Regions from separate parts of the Homo sapiens genome. Here region 2 is linked to region 1. A link is a contact called in ENCODE Hi-C or POLR2A ChIA-PET data. All regions are on one chromosome and are shown on one strand. The core of a region is the stretch at or near the end of the contact, and the rest is flanking DNA. Distances in the headings are between cores, read along the strand shown.

Evidence for each region. A loop is a pair of places that touch in the nucleus more often than their neighbours do. ChIA-PET counts read pairs that join two places held with the same protein, here RNA polymerase II (POLR2A). Pooled maps may share reads with other maps.
Region 2: a loop to region 1 is called in a map of heart right ventricle, with 2.4 times the contacts of the local background. The contact joins the promoter of NT5C1B-RDH14 here to the enhancer-like site in region 1. A Hi-C loop is called at or near these places in 3 of 168 maps with a recorded cell type or tissue (A673, Right ventricle myocardium inferior and heart right ventricle), 2 of 37 single-sample maps with no recorded cell type and 2 of 50 pooled maps. POLR2A ChIA-PET finds 5 or more read pairs at or near these places in 4 of 52 experiments (A673, GM10248, activated CD4-positive, alpha-beta T cell and 1 more).

Annotation. Positions count from the first base shown.
Region 1 is chr2:18,517,855-18,524,620 of GRCh38, reverse strand. LOC105373454 (a long non-coding RNA gene) reads right to left here. Exons shown (of 8, transcript XR_001739302.1): 8 at 1-3,279. Among named protein-coding and RNA genes, the nearest start is that of RDH14, 39 kb to the left of the region's middle. Within about 2 kb of position 3,925, at least 6 of the 41 ENCODE cell types and tissues checked have a DNase peak (open chromatin) inside an H3K27ac peak, as active enhancers do; they include heart right ventricle, where a contact is called at or near this core.
Region 2 is chr2:18,584,264-18,591,115 of GRCh38, reverse strand. It overlaps NT5C1B-RDH14 (NT5C1B-RDH14 readthrough), which reads left to right and starts at 1,547. Exons shown (of 11, transcript NM_001199104.2): 1 at 1,547-1,677; 2 at 3,524-3,613; 3 at 3,943-4,122; 4 at 4,725-4,862; 5 at 6,138-6,602. The coding sequence starts at 1,648. NT5C1B (5'-nucleotidase, cytosolic IB) reads left to right here and starts at 1,547. Exons shown (of 9, transcript NM_033253.4): 1 at 1,547-1,677; 2 at 3,524-3,613; 3 at 4,725-4,862; 4 at 6,138-6,602. The coding sequence starts at 1,648. All of the region lies in intron 2 of LOC105373456 (a long non-coding RNA gene), which reads right to left.

The DNA of each region.
Region 1 (6,766 bases), core at 2,676-5,175:
GCTGCCATGAATCTCCACGGCCATGGGGATTCGCCCTTCATGGAATCCTTAGTTTACTCATAGCCAGGAGGAATTATTTTGGCATTTATCATTTATTGCCTTATGTTGCTACAGATCTGTTTCATGGGTTACTCTTATCTCTGCAGAGGGACTGCAAGAGTCACAGAGAGTGTGAGAGAAGGCAGAAAGAATGAATAGAGGATTCAGAGTCAAGAGTCTTGGGTCTGACCCCTGACCCAGCCAACTATTGGTGACATGACCCCGAGCTGATCATGGTTTCCTTACTGTTATTTTTGCTATCATTTGTTCACTTTGTCTTAGAGTTTTAGTGGTCTTCATTCCAAAAAGAAAATAATGTAGGAAACCAACAATTTCAAGATTCTGTATCAAAAAGCACCTAGCAGCATTCCTGTAATCTCAGAAGCTCTCAGTATCTTGCAGGTCTCAATCTGAGACCTAAATCCAAGCCTTCTGTCCAATTCTGTTCTAATTATACCATACTAATGTGAAGACTTGGATTTTCTGAAAAAAACGCAACTTAAAAAATGTGATTTTTCGTCACATCCTAAATGCAAGGAAATCCCAGGTCTTCACCTGTAAATATGTGTCGAACTAAAGAATGAGCAAATGAAGCACAACTGGAGTTCTACAGGAAACACGCGAAGAGGAAAAAGAGAAGGAATGATCACACCTGACAAGGAAGGTCTGAAACGTCTTTGAAGATGTGACATTTAGCTGTTGAGGTTTTAGGACATAAATAATTTCTCTCTTCCTCTGAGGATTCAGAGTCAATTCAGTATGGGCACTAGGGCCAGAAGGAAGAAACTCAAACTATCAGTTGGTAACTCTGGATTGGAGAACAGGCCTCTTTCCCCTGCCTTTGCAGTATAAACCCTTATGAGGGCAGGGCCAGTCCCAGGCAGACGTTCTCACCCTTCCCACTACAGAGGGCATTACTCCTTCATGCCAGTCCTGCCCCCGTGGAGGGACTTGCCCTGAGCACGGGGCTTCATGACTGCCTCTAGACGGCAACCACAGGGAGAAAGTAAGTGGGAGCCAGGCAAGAAGCCCTTGATCTGCAGGCAGGAGGAGCCCTGAAGACGGAGGGATGGTGGAGCTGAGCTGGGTATGCTCAGGTTCTGATCCCAGTTACTCCTCTTCTCCTAGGAAGAGCGAGTCAAAGATGGAGTCAGGGGCTGGGAATGTTCCTCCATCTTTTCTCCTCCTAAAGAGAGTGGTGAAACTCTCGACTTTGCCTCTCCTCTCTGTGGAAATAGGAGGTACGGGTAAGCATTTCTCCCTAAAAATGGTCATGATGATAGCAGGCAGACATTTAAGGACAAAAAAGAATCAGAGGAAACTGTATGTATAAATTGTACATATGCATGCTTGATGTGTGAAAATGTGGAATATGTACATGGAAGGGGGTGCACCCTGGTGCATGAGGCCTGTGGTGCACAGAAGAAACTAGAAGAGAAGAAGGAAAAAATGATATTGCCAGATTTTGAGAGCCTCAAATTCCAGGCTTAGGAGTTTGACTTTGATCATCAGGCAGTGAAAATCTATGCCTTTTATTGGAAACATAACTCTAAAGCCTCTGCCTGCACCAGCATAGCAAGCAGAAAAACTGGCCTTAGCCACCCCCTCCACTTGACCTACTTGTGAGCAATCCTAGGTGGAGTCTCCTGGACTCCAGAATAAGATCATGCTGCACATTCACCTAAAATATATTGCAGGAATTCTGCAGCCAAATATCCTTGACATGAATACAGAAACAACAGAAATACAACAAGCAGATGACTGAGAATTGGACCCACTGGTGGGGATTTGGAGGTGGCAGAGTGCAGCCTGTGGAGTGTTTGGCCCTGAGGGTCACATCATTCTGAGGACAGGGCAGAGCTGCAGGTGAGCACTTAGTGAGGGTCAGAGGTAGCATGCAAACATGAGCTTTGGACTCATTAACTCAAGTAAGAAACAGCACTGGGGGAAATAAAGGCTGACCCATCAACAGAGGAATTATATTCAACTCTGGCGAGAACCACGCCAACAGTCCAAGCAATTTAAGAGATGTACTTAACTAGTGTGAGGAGGAGTCCTCTAATTTCTGTCTCCAAATTGGATAGCATGGACTCTTTACATTTATTCAGCACACTGCAGTGTGTGAAGCCCTTTCACATAACATTACTCATGAGTTGTCACAAACAGCTCTGTGAAGCAAGGAGAGCTAGGGGAGTACAATCCCCATTTTAGGAAACTGAAGCCATGAGTTCCATGAGGAGGTCTCAACTCAGGCCAGCTCTCCCTCTGGCTCCACTGTAACCTTGTGGTTTTATTGATGGGGGCTTTCCTTGAGGAAGAGGATGCAGGAGTTGATCTGGCTCATCAGTCTGTCCCCCTGTGGAGGTAGAGGCCTGCGCTAGAGAATATTGTTATGGTCCTTCATCCTGTAAGGTACCATCCACACGTACTATTTCCAAAGTGACTGAATTTGCTTAATCCAAAGTGGTTAAGTAGAATGACAAACAGAGATGGGGTGTTAAAATTAGGGTTAACTGACAAGATTAAGAACGTCCTATACTGCTAGATTTATTTTCCTCCTTTCCTGGTCTTTTAAATGGGCCTAAAATATATAAAAGTGGATACAGAGATACAAATTGGTAGCTCTAGGGCCAGAAGATGTTTAAACTAGTGTTTTAAAAAGCAATAGTTTGAACATCAAATTCAAGTCATGTACCTTCCAGTTTGACAAGGTTTGTACCATTCCCTATTGTCTTATATCAGACCCACTTTTATTCCTTCAGTCAGTCAACAACAACTATTTACTCTACGCCTGTTCTGAGCCGGGCGTTCCCCCATAACTACATTTTCATTACCTGCCTGGGCCCACAGACACTTGAATAACTGGTCTCCACCCTAGACCACAATCGAGGGGAGCTCATGTTTGACGAATGCTCCTTTATTCCTCTGAGCGTAACCTCCGTACCTGAAGTTTACATCACCTCGAAGCTAGGGTGTTGTAACTAATGTTCACCCTGGGTCTTCAGAGATTGGTTTTTCCAAAGACTCTGCTGCTTTTCCTTTTAAAATCCCAGAGCCAGAGGCAAATGGTAGGCATTCCTCTCCCCAGAGCCCAAATAGGTGGCTGAAACCTGGAAACTTTCAGGGACTTGCCAAAGGCCCCAAAGGTAGCAGGGAGGCCTCCCGGAACGACTGGTCCTCTTGATTCCAAGCCCAGAGGTAGATCTCCTGTCCTTGAGGGGCTTTGGTTTCAGACCCTGCCTGAGAGAACAAAAGAGACTTCAGTTGTCACATCGACACAGCCCCGAGCTGCTCTATTTTCTAACTTGGCTGGCTTTCCCCGTGTGCTGTTTCACATCAGATACCTCCTCCCCCCACTTTCCTTCAGATGATTGGTTGAAATTAAATATCCTGAAATTACATTGAAGGGGGGGGGCGCTAATACAAAATTTTAATCAAAATACAAGCTTAACAGTTCCCAGCCTTTGAAATGTGAAGCAGACACTGGGTCCGCAGGGATGCCCCGACATGTTCTCAGGTGTGAAGTTAGCCAAGGAAGGGGCCCATTCTCTGAACATGAGAATTGCAAGTAAACCAGCACATTGCAAACTCAGGATTTCCAAATGAGGCAGGGCCTTCTCTCCCTTTCCACAGCGTGCATGGGCAGGCTGGCCCAGAGGGAAGTTCTCACTGAAGACACTGGAGGAGAAAGGGTCCCTCGTGAAAGGGTCTGGGGGTTCTCCCTGCCCCACCTGGCTTTGATCCATAGGTATGCCATCCAGGGCCTGAAAGCTCAGGAAGGAAAGGACTGGATAAAGGAGCTTGCAGGGGAGGCAAAACCCCTGATATAGCAAGAGCCACTCTGATGGAATGAGGCAGACATCGGGCGCCCTCTGGTGGCACATGCCCCACCAGACAACACGGAGGCTTTCTCCCTGGATTAACTCTATAAATAGAAGGATGATTTATTAAACAGATTTGAGGCTCATTTGAAGCACTGGGCCATGATTGCTTCGGGGCTCAAATAAGGAGGTGCTTAGGACCCTGCCTCTTATGCAAACACCTGGACTCACTTAGCAAGTCACTAGCATGATCTACATTACAAGTGCATCGGACACTGTTGGCTCAGCCGTTCCCAGCCAGGAGATGCCAAATTCCTCATATATAAAAGGAGCTTTAGTAACTCAAGCAAAATAAGCACACTTTTCCCCCCACTGCCTTCCCAGAGACCTAGGCGGCAGAGTTTCTGTGAGGATACACAATACCTTGTTACAAACCATGTAATGTTTTAAAAAGTATCTATCTGACAGCCTTGGCTAAAGCCAGATCTTCTATCTCGATTACTTCAATATGTCACATCCATATCGCACCACAGCGTCCAAGCTTTCGGAGCCAAAGCCTCTCTGTCTTGTCCAACCTTCCCATCTGGAAGCAATGAGCTTAATATTCTGGCTCTCCCCCCGTAAAAGCTATGTCACAAAAAAAGTAGCAGCCTGTGAACTGCTTTAGCCCCCCAAGACACACCAGAGCTCCTCATTCTCTGCAGGCTCTGTTCAGTCACATTTTAAGGCCCTCCCCTGCTCCTCCCCTCCCTTGCTGCCCCTGTCTTCCAAACAGCCTGAGATGCTCAGCGCAGTACCAGGAGGACAGGAGTGAACTGACAATCATTTATACTTTAATCCTCCTTTACGACATTTTGAGGGATGCAGCTTAAAATATCATGGAGGCTGACAGACTCCCTCTGGAAAAATGTGTCTGCTAGAGAAGAAGCATTGCCTTACAAGGACCCTACTGTTTCTGGTGACCCATCAGAGACCCAGCTTTGAAGCCTGTCTTGTACCACGTCTCCCACTCACCTTACCTTCTCCAACACTGCCGGAAAGTTTCAGTTCATGGTGACAATGACCTTCCCTATTGCATGTGCCTTAGTCATTCATTGATTCACTTACTCATCCAATTTGGATTGACTACATGGCATGTCCCTTTCCATGTTCTCTGTTTCACTGCAATGTCAAATGAGTCCCTGGCTCCCAGGAGCCTGAGTCTGTGAGGGAGACCAACCCCACTCCAGAACCATCAGATGAGTGTTCCTCAAAGCATGTTTCATGGGTCACTGCTGCGTGGGAACCTTTTGGGTGCCTGTGAAGCGTGCCTACGTCGTGGCCCTTGCCCAGGCCTCCCAAAAGAGGATCACTGGACGCCAGGCTTAAGAATGTGCATGTTTAATAAAATTCTCCAATAAGTAATTTCTACACACATTAAAATCAAGAAACCCACCGAGTTAGGTCAGATGAAGCAGCAAATGATGTTGCGCAAAATGCGAAAAGAGACCGTGGGTACGGAAGACAGAACTTGGGCTTTGCCTGGAAATGATATAATGCCGCTGCTCGGTCCCAAGTCCCTAGGTTTTGGAAGATTGGTGTGAGTGGAAGTCACCCTCCAGCGGAGCACCTAGGACTTTGGCTCCTTGACTGTTCTCCTTCGCCTGGAAGCTTCTGGGGGCAGAGGCCAGCTTTCCTGTGTTGAGTTCTTGGGAAGGGCCTCTGTGTCCTGGAAGGGACTTGAAAGAGCAGCTCATCTAAGCTCTTCAGTTTGTAGGAAACACATCTAGCTGACCAAGGGAAAGTAGGCTGTTCGAGGTCACACAGTCACTCAAAACAAATTTATTTAGGCTAATTCTTTGGTTTGGAGACATCAATACTTGGGAAGAAGCCAAGCTCATGTTTCTTAAGGCCTGTATTCTCCAATGTCCTAACGCATTACCCATTCACTGAAAAAGAATACACTAAAGAGTTTTAAAAAGTGCTCATCCGAGAGGCATTTCACAGGCGGGGTTCAAGTGGCCCGGCTTCCACAGGCGATATGCACAAAACCTGCTTCCTGAAATGCCATTTGGTTGCACTGGAGTTAACCTCTTTTTGGTAAATTAGTTCATGACCTGGGAACAGTTAAATGAAACTGTAGGCACATCAAGAGGAGGTTATTTGTGTTCTGTCTTTTTTTAGCCCAAGTCTCTGATGTGTTTATTTGGAAGCTTGGCTCACGCTTACTATCCCACTACTTACGGTTAATCCTGTGTTTTCTTTGAGCTACCTTTAAAACCACGTCAAATGAAAAATACTGCCTGATTTTGAAGTGCGTGGTATTATAAAAAGAATCCCAAGGTTTATGATCTCAAATTTATTGTCAAATGTATTTACTTATCATTTTCCTTTTCTTTTCTTTTTTTTTTTCCTGACAGAATTCAGCCTAGAAGTTTTTCGTATGAGTCATGATGGAGCAGGGATGGGAGATGTTATATAGTGCTTCCTGGGGAACTCTGTGCTACCAAAGAGCTGCCCATAGAGAGTGTTCCTCAGTTACAGCCTCTTGAAAAGCAAGTTAGTTTCAAAGGGCAGGGACCACATCTGATTCACCCCTTTGCCATTAGTATCTAACACTGTGTTAGGCACTCAGGGGCATTCAGTATGTGTTGGCTGGATTAGTGGCCACTGAAATGAACATGAAGCCGGCGCTTCCTTTTTTGTTTTTATTGAAATGAGCTTTTAAAGAGCTGAAATAGGTTTGTTATTTTTTATATGTCCATGATACAAAAAGACTAACTTTTAGAAAATAAAATGTTCTTTTAAAAACAGTTTTATATTCAGTTAAATATTCTGAAAATGACTAAAATTGTATAAATATACACAGGTATCTGATGTTTGCTTTGTACTAGTTATAAAGCAAGATTCAAAAAAAGAAGGTGGCT
Region 2 (6,852 bases), core at 298-2,797, 69 kb before region 1:
TTTTGCCTAGGCTTCCAGACTGTGGAGGAAGGGACTCCAGCCCACAGCCCTAGATTTGGGATGTCAGGCTTCCCTAAGTGAAGTCCTACCCATGAAACCTATAACAGAAGCCTCTGCTCTCTCCCTCGAAGGAGTGCTAAGAAGCCATAATGAGTTTATAATCCTGAATAGTAGAAATAAAACACCTAATTACAATGAGATGAAATTCACATTAGCTGCTCTGGCCCCAAACACAGCATACTAAGAAAATAAAGATGCTCTTGGTACTTAGGGGTGTGATTTTAATAGAAAAGGTAAGGTTCTCTGAAGTTACTCTGAAACGTATAGCACTTACAACTTTGATTGTCTACATAACTTATACAAATATTACACAATAACATCATAACCATGCAAAAACAAATGACCCCTGTACAAATTTTGGGTAGAATGCTGGGGGTTGGGTGTACAGTGGGGAGTAGGGGAGAGATGAAATAACTTAAACCCAGGCACTCTTACCTACAGCCTGAATGTTTTACTAACTAAAAGACTCCTTGGATAACTTAAATTAAAACCATCAACAACTTCCGATATTCAACCTTAGCTATCAACTTGTCCCATGAAAACAGGCTGGAAACCTGCCTCAGTCCTTGATGATTTCACCAGCTCAGGTTGGCATGGCACATGTCTCCTATCTAAAGCTTGGGTGAAGATAAAAGGAGAAAACTAAAATGGAGAACATGTTTAGATTCTGTAAACCAGAGTTAGGGGCTACTTTTTACAAATATCAATTCTATTTGTAACTGTATGTTTCCTGTTACTTGCCAAAATGAATCACAAACTCATTTGTGGACCCAATCATTTATCCATGTTCACTCTCCCAGACTTTGGGGGGCTTTCCTCAGATCTGGAAACTATTTTTGACAGCTGAGATTTTGTTCTAGACATGGAGTTTAGACTTGAGTTTGAGTTTAGCTTTAGTGTTTAAAGGGTTAAGGATGGGGCAGCCCAGGGTTAAGGGTTAAGGATGGGGCAGCAAAGGTAACATTCTACACTGAGTCTAGCCATGGGGAAGGGGCTTTGACAGTGTCTTCCTCAACAGGTTTTGCCATTGAAAGAAACATGAGACATTAAAGCTAAACTCAAACTCAAGTCTAAACTCCATGTCTGGAACAAAATCCCAGCTGTCAAAAATAGTCTCTAGATCTGAGAAAAGCCCTCCAAAGTCTGTCTGGCAGAATGAACATGGATAAATGATTGGATCCACAAATGACTTTGCCATTCATTTTGGCAGTACCAGGAAACAGACAGTCACAAATGGGATTAATATAATGAATGGCAGAGAAATGCTTAAAAAGATTTAAAAAGGAAGTGGTAATATTGATATTGCTACATATTGAACATTTGAACAATGTTTAGACATCAATTTCTGAAAACAAAGACAATGGCTATGAGCAGATACACTCAAAATGAAGAAACATTTATTTTTTGTTTTTTAAGAAAAGGTTAATCACATATTCATAGAGTCAGTTTGTTACTATGGAATCACATATGATGTCATAAATTTGACATTCTAAATGCAAAGCTAGACTGAGCAAGGGAAGTGACAGGAAATGGAGCTGGGGAGACAAAAATGTGGATAACAACAAAAGAATTTCAACAGGTAAAAAAATGAGTCAAACATCTCTCAAACAGAAAAAGGTGAGTGAACCGAGTGTCTTAGAATCTTGCCATGGGGCTGAAGAAATGTGGATATCAGTCCATCATTTGCCTCTGCAAAGGCTCTGCAATGATCAAATAATTTCAGATAATGGCTTCAGGTAGAGGAAAAGAGAAGGGAGAGAATAAAGGCAATGGAAAGAGTACAGAAAAGGGAAGAAGGAGAAATTTAAAAGAAATTAAGACAGCAAAGAAAGAGATTAAAAAACGTGTAGTATATAAATGATTCCAATAAGTCAGTATTCATTTAGCATATACTCATATGTTAGTAGTAAAAGGTAAAAACAGTGGCTGTCTTTGAAGAATGCATGGCCTAGTAGGAAAGACAATAGACAAAGGACAACTCATTGCTCCATAAAAGTATGTACAAAAGACACAAGGAACACAGGGCAATATTTCACTCTGGGAACTTCCCCCAGGTCACACTGAGCTGGGTTTCGAAGAACACAGGAGAGAAGAGGAGACCATAAGGAAATAAGGCTGGTGTATGCAGGCAAATACAAGTCACTTGGTATTAGTAGAACATAGTGATAAAGTATAGAGTGAAGGGCATGCAAGTAGCAGGTACACAGGAAAACATCATGAGGCTCCTGGTCAAACCAAGTGAAGAAAGTGTTTATCCAGGAATGAAGCATTACTAGATTTACATCTTGTAAATATTACTCTAAATAAATACGGTGGACAGATCTAGAAGTGGAGAGGATTTAAGGCCATGAAACCTGTTTGAAAGGCTATATTCTGAAAATGTAGTCCCAGGATGGTCAGAGACCTGGAACAAGGCAATGATAATAGAGATAGAAAAAAGGAACTGGATTCAAAATATCATTTGGAATTAGAAGTAAGAGGTATTATGGTGACTGCTATGTATGTGTATAAGGTGAGTGAGGGTTGATGAAAAGATTTTAAAATTAGTTCAGGAGTCATACAGCTATGCCATTCTCTCATGCAACTAACATTCTCATGCAACTAACATTGATGAGATTTTTCCTGCATGCAAGACACAGAGCATAAACGGATGAATATAGACTGCTCTAGTGGATCTTGGTCTAACTTAGAAGTTGTGCTCCTTAAACATATAAATAACACTAATCTTGATCACATTGCAGCTACTTACTTAGCATGAAACAGTTCAAATAATATTCCAATAAGTATCTCCTCCAAATGAAAATGAAAACATAAATATTTGAGTAGAGTTCCATAAAGTGAGTCATCTTCTTGTGCTCTTTTACTTGGTTTTCCCTATCTGTTGTTAATTTGTTGGTAAGAAATCCCTTTCCACTCTAGATCTATGAGTAATTAAATGATAGGAACAGAAGACATGACTTTCAATAAATTTGTATGAGATTAAGGTCCTTATATTTAGAAATCAAACTAATATTGGTGAGGCTAGAGCCACAAAAAGTTTGAGCTGTAGTGATGATGAAAACAAGAAAAAATTGAATTCTAAATGGCAAGGAAAAGTAAGTTCCATAAGTAGCAATCTTCAGAGTAATAGAAAAAAAAACAAACTTATTCTACATAAACAACTTCACAATTCTCTAATATTTCCCATGTTATCAGTCTTTAAACAATAAATGCTTTATATCTCAAATCTATGAACCAACAAATTTCTATATTAAAACTTGTTTATATAATTCTTTTTAATAAAATATGTGTTACCTTTTACTCATGCTTGTTAGAACAGGGGAAACTAAGGTCTAGAGTTTATACCTTTTTATATTGGCAAATAAATAAATTTTGTGTTTTCTTTATCCTTTTATTCTGAAAGCCAAAGTTCCTAATGCCCTGAGATTAAAAATTAATAAACATTCTTTGTTTCCTTGTCAAGAATGAGCCTGGAATGAGGTCCTCAAAAGAGAGTCTAGAAGCAGAAAAAAGAAAGGAATCTGACAAAACAGGAGTTCGTCTGAGCAATCAGGTGAGCTGATCTCTGTAGCAGAGGTGAGGAAATTAAGGAGCAGAAAGCATAATGGAAAATGTTAGGGGGCAGGGAGTTCTGGGAGAGAAGACCAAGCTGTTGAGAATTGTATTAAGGCGTCCCTAATGTCCTCATGAGAAGGTTAAGGAACTAGGAAAGGTTGGGCCCTGCCTTCCCCTCCATCCATACCCTAGTGTTCACTTCGAATGTGTGGAACCACAGCAGGCTCCTCTGCTCAGCCTACACAGGGGGGAGACTGGTCTTTGTTCAAATCAGGGAGGGGAGGGGGTCTGGCCATGGCATTGACCACTTTCTGCACAATCTTTCAGATGAGGCGTGCAGTCAATCCGAATCACTCGCTGAGATGTTGCCCCTTCCAGGGTCACTCGTCGTGTAGACGCTGCCTTTGTGCAGCTGAGGGAACAGCCCTTGGCCCCTGCCACACAATACGTATTTATATTCACATGTGCCTGTTGTGGGAGCAGGGCCAGCAGATCACCATGATGAGGGTGAGCAGAGATCACACTACCGATTCTGGAGGGGAACCACAGACAACCTGGGTGAGGGGAAGAATATGGCAAATAGAAACTCTTTTACTTTGCTGTTCCGGGGGGTCCTTCATTCTTGTTTCTCCTAAAAGAAAAGCTTGAGGGCTCCATTCCTTTTCAGCAGCTGCCTTAGAGTCCCCCTGCAACCTCAGTGGGGCACCAGTTGCCCTCACCTTTACAGTCTGGTAAAAAATGGTGGATATATTGTTTCAGCATCTGTTAACAGGCTTATCCTCGAGGGAAGAAGTGAGGAAAAGGGAGGAACAATGGTGAACCATACTAATATCCACATAAGAGGAGTCACAGTGAAAAAATATGTTTGCATCTTGGTTTTGGATGCTCTTTCAAGTGGACCCCCACATAGATGCTCCAAACAGAAGTGAGGACTAGACCAGAGTTAGAATAGTACAGAAGAGTTCAGGTTGAGTTAAGAGTCATTGAGGCCAGGGATCTTCTCACTGGGTGCTGCTATATTCAGCCTGACATGACTATTCTGCAGGCACACGTATAGAAGGAGTTGGTGATGGGGTTTTACACCGTTGGGTTTCTTCTTTCCATCACAGGGATCACAAGAATCATCACTGCGGAAGACAGACTCTCGAGGGTACCTTGTGCGCAGTCAATGGTCTAGAATATCCCGGAGCCCATCCACCAAGGCTCCATCCATAGATGAGCCTAGAAGCAGGAACACCAGTGCTAAGGTAGAGGTAAAGATGAAAGGGAGTAGTAGATGATAGAATAATAACAATGGTTAACATTTATTGATGCTTTCTACGTGCCAGGCCCTGTTTATGTGCTTTACATGTGTTAGCTAATTTAGCCCTTGGGAGAACTCCCTTCTGCCCGTAAATCCCATTTTGCCACTGAGAAACCTGAAGTACAGAGGGAACTTGTTTAAGGTTTCACATTAATAAGTGGTAGAGCTAGCATTAAAACCCAGGGGCTCCAGATCTAGAGGCTGCACACTTCCTCCTTCCTTCCTTCATTCAACAAATAGTAATTAACTGTGATTCTCAGAAGAGGGAAGGAAATAGTCACCACCAGAGAAAAAGAGTGTCAGATTGTGTGGGGCTTTGAGTTTTTAATTAGGCCTGACCACATAAGCAATTAAAAAAAAAAGTTAGTTTTGAGATTAAGATTTTGGAAGCAGAGCGAATGACCCAGACCCAGCCACTGGGAAAGCATGCATTCCTACCTAATTCATCATCTCTATCGGATTTGACTCAATCATCTAAACAAAAACATGCTTTTTTGAGTCATGTGTGAAACAATCTGAAATCATATATGGATACCTAATAACTTCTTGCTCACCTTAGTAAAGGAGTTTTTTCTCTAGAATGGCCCTTCCCTATTTGGGAAGATGATTCTATGTAACTGTGCTTCACCGGCACAAGGAGCTCTGAAGGCCCTGGGGAGATGCTCCAGTCTCCAGACAAGAGACTTTCCCAGCCATCACTACATCATTCACATGGGGAGCGGGGAGAGACATGCCCTGAGGTGCTATGTAGAGTGTTCTGGTGAGAATGTCTGGCCCACTTTGCTCATGGAGTTAACTGGAAGTCGCACACTAAGGCACTGGCCAAGCAAGATCCATTCTGCATGCCCTCTGTCCTACCTGCAGGCCTCTGACTGAGTAGGTATATGCCAAGCAGGGGACAGAACTTTGCAAACCATGTGTCAGCTGCCTAAGGGGGAGGAAGAGGACTGGGTCCTATCTACTCCAAACAAATAAAAACGTGTGAAATGCTTATGGGGAAGCTAGGGGAGAATGAAAGCAGACAGTCTCTGTGTCTGTTTAACAGAAATATCAAACAGCTGAGGCCTAGAAATGTCCGAGTCCCTTAAGCCCTACTTAAGGAGCTGAGATGAACCAGCACCCATCAAAGGTCTAGGAATGGAATAGGCAGAAGGGACAGATCCTTGACCGGAGATGGGCAGGCAGGCCTCGACTTCAGACGCCCATTGTCTTGCTGCAGCTCCCCAGCAGCTCCACGAGCTCCCGGACTCCATCCACCTCCCCAAGCCTGCATGACTCCTCACCGCCGCCGCTGTCCGGGCAGCCCTCGCTCCAGCCACCCGCGTCGCCCCAGCTGCCCCGGTCGCTGGACTCGCGGCCTCCCACGCCCCCAGAGCCCGATCCTGGCTCCCGGCGCAGCACCAAAATGCAAGAGAATCCGGAGGCCTGGGCCCAAGGCATCGTGCGGGAAATCCGCCAGACCCGGGACTCGCAGCCGCTGGAATATTCGCGCACGTCCCCCACCGAGTGGAAGTCCTCCAGCCAGCGCAGGGGGATCTACCCCGCCTCCACCCAGCTGGACCGCAACTCTCTGTCCGAGCAGCAGCAGCAGCAGCGGGAGGACGAGGACGACTACGAGGCTGCCTACTGGGCATCCATGAGGTCGTTCTACGAGAAGAACCCGAGCTGCTCGCGCCCCTGGCCGGTGAGCCAGCCCGCCGCCCCTGGCAGCCGGGGCGCCCTTCCTTGCAGCCTCTTCCAGCCGCCCTCCTCTCCACTGCGCAGGGAGGTCCTCCCGCTTCTCCTCCCCAAACTTCGGGGAGTCCCAGCCTCAGCTGTCTCCAGCATCCCGCTTCTCCAAGCAGGGGCCCGCTGTCCTACTCTCACCCTACCCTGGAGGAGCCCCAACCCTGTCCTCTTCGTGGCTATGTGACTATCCTCCCTTTGGCGTCCCT